2 separate regions of the Homo sapiens genome follow, and region 1 is linked to region 2. Evidence: read pairs that join two places in POLR2A ChIA-PET (ENCODE). Cell type or tissue: PC-3. All regions are shown on one strand. Links, peaks and the distances in the headings refer to the core of each region. The heading gives the core; the rest is flanking DNA. Region 1 overlaps LOC105373061 (a long non-coding RNA gene). Region 2 holds the start of LOC105373281 (a long non-coding RNA gene).

Evidence for each region. Peaks named below come from ENCODE experiments on the same cell type or tissue, not always from the same donor. Only the 100,000 strongest peaks of a DNase experiment are listed, where the experiment ranks them.
Region 1: POLR2A ChIA-PET joins it to region 2 with 17 read pairs; 3 of 35 experiments call an interaction of 5 or more read pairs at or near these places.

Annotation. Positions count from the first base shown.
Region 1 is chr1:224,062,245-224,065,151 of GRCh38, reverse strand. All of the region lies in intron 1 of LOC105373061 (a long non-coding RNA gene), which reads right to left. Among named protein-coding and RNA genes, the nearest start is that of FBXO28, 50 kb to the left of the region's middle. In PC-3, for the core only: no CTCF peak of the experiment used is centred there; a DNase peak (open chromatin) is centred at 1,241; H3K27ac peaks cover 1,543 bases.
Region 2 is chr1:223,706,544-223,709,450 of GRCh38, reverse strand. LOC105373281 (a long non-coding RNA gene) reads left to right here and starts at 1,801. Exons shown (of 3, transcript XR_949164.2): 1 at 1,801-2,083. It also overlaps a transcript of CAPN2 not described here. RefSeq lists enhancers at 1,093-1,592, 1,593-2,792. In PC-3, for the core only: CTCF peaks have their summits at 1,050 and 1,256; DNase peaks (open chromatin) are centred at 1,550 and 2,070; H3K4me3 peaks cover 1,581 bases; H3K27ac peaks cover 2,500 bases.

The DNA of each region.
Region 1 (2,907 bases), core at 168-2,667, 360 kb before region 2:
AGGCGTGAGTCACTGTGCCCAGCCTCTTAGTTTGTCTTCTACATGGCACATTATCAGAGTTCAAAAAATCTCAGGATTGTCAAAAAAGTGATAATAATAATAATAACAGTAACAACAATAATATCAGACAGACTTCCCAGTCACTGTTCTAAGATGTGTCTAGCATGCTTTTATAAATAAAAAGCCAAGGAAGCTACCCCTGTTGTCTTGGTAAATTGCTTAGCAAATGCTGTGTGCCAGTGGGTACTTTGGAATGAAGATGCCAGCCTTTGCCATTCCTCATTCAAAGTCTATGCCAAACCTCACCTTACATCTCATGTTTTCTGAGCCTCTTTCCTAGGGTTTTGTGTGTCTGAGCTTACTAGAAAACACAGTTGGTTATGAAATCCTTCAAGATTCCCTTCCCTTAGTAAAAGTGCCAAAGTTCTATTACTGTAATAATCTTACAAAAACTAAACTAAAAAACAAACCTGCCCTAAGAAAAGATTTAAATTGCTATTGCTCACAACTAAGAAATCTTTATGAGCTGTGGATAAAGTTTTGTAACAGCCAACAAATATTAGCAGCCATAAGTCCATAAATTAACTATGAAAGTCAATGAATGTGCCTCTTGAATCAGATACCTGATACATTAGATTAGATTGTTTGAAAAAGGAAGGCCTCAAATAACACAAACCAGGAGCCCAGGAAAACATCTTTTCGTCTCCTTTTGTCTAATGTGGGCATTGATAGTCGGGTTCACCCAGGGAGGTGGGAACCCTGGATCCGCTTTCTTTTCCTTCTCTGTTTTCATCCCTCCCATTGTTTCCCTAGCGGGTGCCCAGTGGGTCCTCCGCAGGACTACTCTTCAAAAAGATTTGGCTCTTCAACCAGAGACCAGGAGCTACAAAAAAAAAAAAAAAAAAAAAAAAGAGAGAGAGAGAAAGATAAAGAAAGAAAAGATTTGGCTCAGAATTTACTGTCTTAACTTGGTTTCTTTATTCTATTCTGTCCTTGGGTTGGGCATTTCTGCTCATGTAAGCTCCCTGACTCCTACGTCTAATAAGAGTTTTTCTATTTTCTTTCTCATATCTCTGGATTTAGAAGAGATATCCTCTTTGATTCTTTAGTTGCAGCTCTTGCTCCATCTTACACATTTACCACTGTCTTCCTCATATTTGACTGGCCTCATGTGCAGTGTTACTATACAGTAAGTGCTTTGTAAATATTTGTTGAGATTTGAATGAAAATGAAGTCAGAAAGCTGGAATAGCCTGAGTTTATTACCTGTGAGCTGTGGACAGCTGTAATCTGAGAGACGGCAGGAGACACCTGAGAGGAGCAGCATGAATGCATGATAGGAGTCACAGCCTTGCCCCTCTGATTTCTTATGGTTTTTGGATTTTGTTCCCCCTTGGTAACTAGATGTTACACTTATAAATGTCACATGTATTTCTCAAATCAGAAAGTAGGAACTTAGTAGTTTTAGAAAATCACATGACCCAATTAAAAACCTTCCAAAGCTCAATCACTGACAATATTCAATTAAAATGCTTTATTGGGCTGGGCGTGGTGGCTCACGCCTGTAATCCCAGCACTTTTGGAGGCTGAGACAGGCGGATCACGAGGTCAGGAGATCAAGACCATCCTGGCTAACACGGTGAAACCCCGTCTCTACTAAAAATACAACAACAACAACAACAAATTAGCCGGGCGTGGAGGTGGGCGCCTGTAGTCCCATCTACTCAGGAGGCTGAGGCAGGAGAATGGCGTGAACCCGGGAGGCAGAGCTTGCAGTGAGTTGAGATCACGCCACTGCACTCCAGACTGGGCGACAGAGTGAGACTCTTGTCTCAAAAAAAAAAAAAAGCTTTATTGGTAATCATTTCTCTTAAACTGCAGAATAAAATGGCTTTATGAAAATGTCAGGCATAGAGACGATAATAATGCAACCTTATACTGTATTTATCTGATAATTACCCTATAGGTGATTTAAATGTTTAATAAGTGCCATTTTTGTGTTCTGTGGACTTGCAAGTGTCTCTCTAGGTGAATAATTTGGAGTGGTAAAAGGATCATTTCTCGAAGATGGAAGCAAAACCTCAAGAACACTGAGTAAAAGAAAACCTTTGCAATTCCCAGCAAATCAGAATTGCTCAGAGATCCCATTGCAGCAGTCTGTTTTCTTTGCTTCTTGGAAGAACCGTTGGAGGAGCAGCATTTAACACTGACATGCACACCCTCTTCTAAGTGGGGCGAGGTAGTGGTAGAAATAATGGAATTGAAGGCTATTTCGCCTTTAGAATTGGATTCCAAGTGGGCCGCACAGTGTTCTGTGCAAATGTGCTTTTTAATGTTCATAGGGAGAAAGACACAGACTCGTTAAAAGGAAAATGTAAAAATTTCTGGAAGGGACAAAGGATTAGTAGCCACCTGTGGCCTGATGTAAATTCCTTCCCTGGTACTCTTTTTTAAATTTTTAAATTATTTTATTTTATTTTTTGAGATGGAGTCTCACTCTGTCACCCAGGCTGGAGTGAGCACAATCTTGGCTCACCTTCGCCTCCTGGGTTCAAGTGATTCTCCTGCCTCAGCCTCCTGAGTAGCTGGGATTACAGGCACGTACTACCATACCTGGCTAATTTTTGTATTTTTAGTAGAGACAGGTTTCCCCATGTTGCCCAGGCTGGTCTTGAACTCTTGTGCTCAAGCATTTCACACACCTCAGCCTCCCAAAGTGCTGGGATTACAGGAATGAGCCACCGCATCTGGCCTTTTTAAAAAAAATTAATCTGGAAATCAGCTCCACCTTCCCTGCTACTCTTTAGCCAATTCCTTCCTTCTCTACCAACACTTAGAATCTTTTTCTATATTGGCAACACCCTTTTTCTCCTGTCTATAAACATGTTCATGTTTTCTTCCATCTAAA
Region 2 (2,907 bases), core at 273-2,772:
GACCTCAGGTGATCTGCCCACCTCTGCCTCCCAAAGTGCTGGGATTACAGGTGTGAGCCACTGCACCCTGCCGAAATGGAATCTTTAAAATGTGTTTATTTTATACTAATATGAGAGCCATGATGTTACCTTTTCTTAAAGCAAGTATTTTTGTCACTATTATTCCTCTGCCCCCATCTATTCTTGTCTCTGACACCCATTGCTTACCCCCTTTGCTTGACAAAACTTTGGTCAGACTTCTCTCTTTCCTACAGATCCCTGAATGCTGCTTGCCCCCAAGCCTGAACAAGCACAAACAAAGTGGAGTGTCCCTGCCAAGTCACTTCCCTGCCCAGCTTCTCCTGGGAATTGACTGAACACAGCAAGACCCTTTTCCTGTCAGCTCCCACTGGTCATTTCCCCTCACTTGTCCAGCTTCCCCTCCCAAGAGTCTGCTTATCTCCACTTGCTCCTCCTTTACCCTAGAAAAGAAGAATCTTTTTCTGTTTGATTTTGAGCTGCTTGCAGATTCTCTGAATTGGAATTGTCTTTCTCTCTTTTTTTTTCTTTTCTCTTCTCTTTTCTTTCTTTTCCTTCCTTCCTTCTCTTTTTCTCTATTTTTTCTTTCTTTCTCCCTCCCTTCTTCCCTTCCTCTCCTTCTCTCCTTCTCTCTTTCTCTCTCTCTCTCTCTTTCGCTCTTTCTTTCTTGTTTCACTCTTGTTGCCCAGGCTGGAGTGCAGTGGTGCAATCTCCACTCACTGCAACCTTCGCCTCCCGGGTGCAAGTGATTCTCCTGCCTCAGCCTCCTGAGTAGCTGGGATTACAGGTACCAGCCGCCATGTGCAGCTAATTTTTTTGTATTTTTAGTAGAGACGGGGTTTCCTCATGTTGGCCAGGCTGGTCTTGAACTCCTGACCTCAGGTGATCCACCTGCTTTGGCCTCCCAAAGTGCTAGGATTACAGGTGTGAGCCACTGCGCCTGGCCTGCAATAGTCTTTCTTTCTATTGAAGTGTCCCTTTATAAAAGTCTGGATTTTTTTTTTTTTTTAAACAGAGTTTCACTCTTGTTGCCCGGGCTGGAGTGCAATGGCGCGATCTTGGCTCATTGCAACCTCCGCCTCCCGGTTCAAGTGATTCTCCTGCCTCAGTCTCCCATGGTTTTGTTTTTATTTGACATCCTCCATCTCTGGTTTGCAAGTCTGGGCATGCTGCCTGATGGGCAGGTACCACCGTCCACCACCAGGCTTTGCTTTCTTTACTCTTGAATAAGGCGGGGACACAGGTTCCATTGTGTAATGGTTGGCACTCTGGACTCTGAGTCCAGAGATGGGGATACAGGCATTCATTTCTAGCTCATGGGTTTCTGGTGCAAGGGTTTCATGAAGCCATCACAATTGAAAACAGAGGAAAGCGACAGCCCTGTCCTGGAAGCTGTTCATTTGTTCCACTGTCTGATTTCCATTGGCCCCACCCCGACTTCTTCTGGGCTCGAGGCTCTTGGGAGAAAGCTTGTCCTTCTGCCCAGTGGGGCAGAGCGCAGGCTTCTCCTCCCACTGATCTCCTCAAGGACAGCTCATCTCTGGAGGAAGTGACTCCTCCCAGGCAGGTGGAGGTCATTTCCCTCCTAAGTCATTTTAGCAACAAATGGGCAGATCAGACCTATCATTCCAGTCAACTCAGAAGCTTTGCACAGCCTGGGAGCAGAAGAGCCTCCTGGCTCACCTGAAGTTCCTCTTCCCCAGCTAGGCAACACCCTCTTTGGTGCAGCCCTGGCCACTCCCCTTGCCAGCCTTCTAGGGATCGCTGCGCACATAGAGCTCTGCTTACAAAGGGCTTTAGGCTGTCCTATGCCACCCAAATTTAATTGCAAACACATACAATGACTACTTTCCCCAACCATTTGGACAAAGTCTAGTTTTTAAACCTGAGTTAATGTTGCTTTTTCTACTTCCCAAAGCCTCTCACACTATGCTATCTCACTGACCCAGCAAAGTCTTCTCTTTCTCTGACCACACAATCCTTTTCACGGGAACACAAGGACATAGACAAACACTTCATGGTGGAAAACCTTCCTGGAGTGAGTCAGCCAGCCCTGAGGATGGTGGTGAGTCAGAAACAGCTGGGATTATCCAGAACTGCCTGGGTCTGGGCCACTGACCTTGTGAGTAAATGAGAGAGGGAGTGAGAGAGAGAGATAGAAAGAGAGAGAGAGAGAAGAAGAGAGAGAGAGAGAGAAAATAAGAGAATAAGAATGTGTGTGTCTCAGAGGGCCATGGCAATGGAATCTTTTTCAGTAGTATTTTTCTTTAGATTATTTTCTCCCTGGCCCTGGATGTTTGAGATGCATCAGAGGCACAATCTGCAGGTTCTGGATTTTTTTTTTTTTTTTTTTGAGGTGGAGTCTCACTCTGTCACCCAGGCTGGAGTGCAGTGGCGTGATCTCGGCTCACTGCAACCTCCGCCTCCCGGGTTCAAGCAATTCTCCTGCCTCAGCCTCTTGAGTAGCTGGGATTACAGGGGCTCACTGCCATGCCCAGCTAATTTTTGTATTTTTAATAGAGACGGGGTTTCGCCATGTTGTCCAGGCTGGTCTTGAACTCCTGACCTCAGGTGATCCACCCATCTCGGCCTCCCAAAGCGCTGAGATTACAGATGTGAGCCACCGTGCCTAGCCAGGTTCTGGAGATACTAACCAAAGCTTCCTTTTTAATTTTGCACCTCCACGTGTCAGTCTCAGTTTTTATTTGACATATTTGTGCACTTTACACATATTTGTGCACTTAATCTTCACAGCCAGTCAAGGGAGATCTTATCTCCTCATTTAATGGATGAGTAAACAGAGGCCCAGCAGAGCAGCTGACATGTTGTGTTGTAGAGCCAGCCTGGCTGCCAACACCTAGACCATGGTCCCTTGGGGTCTGTCCATAC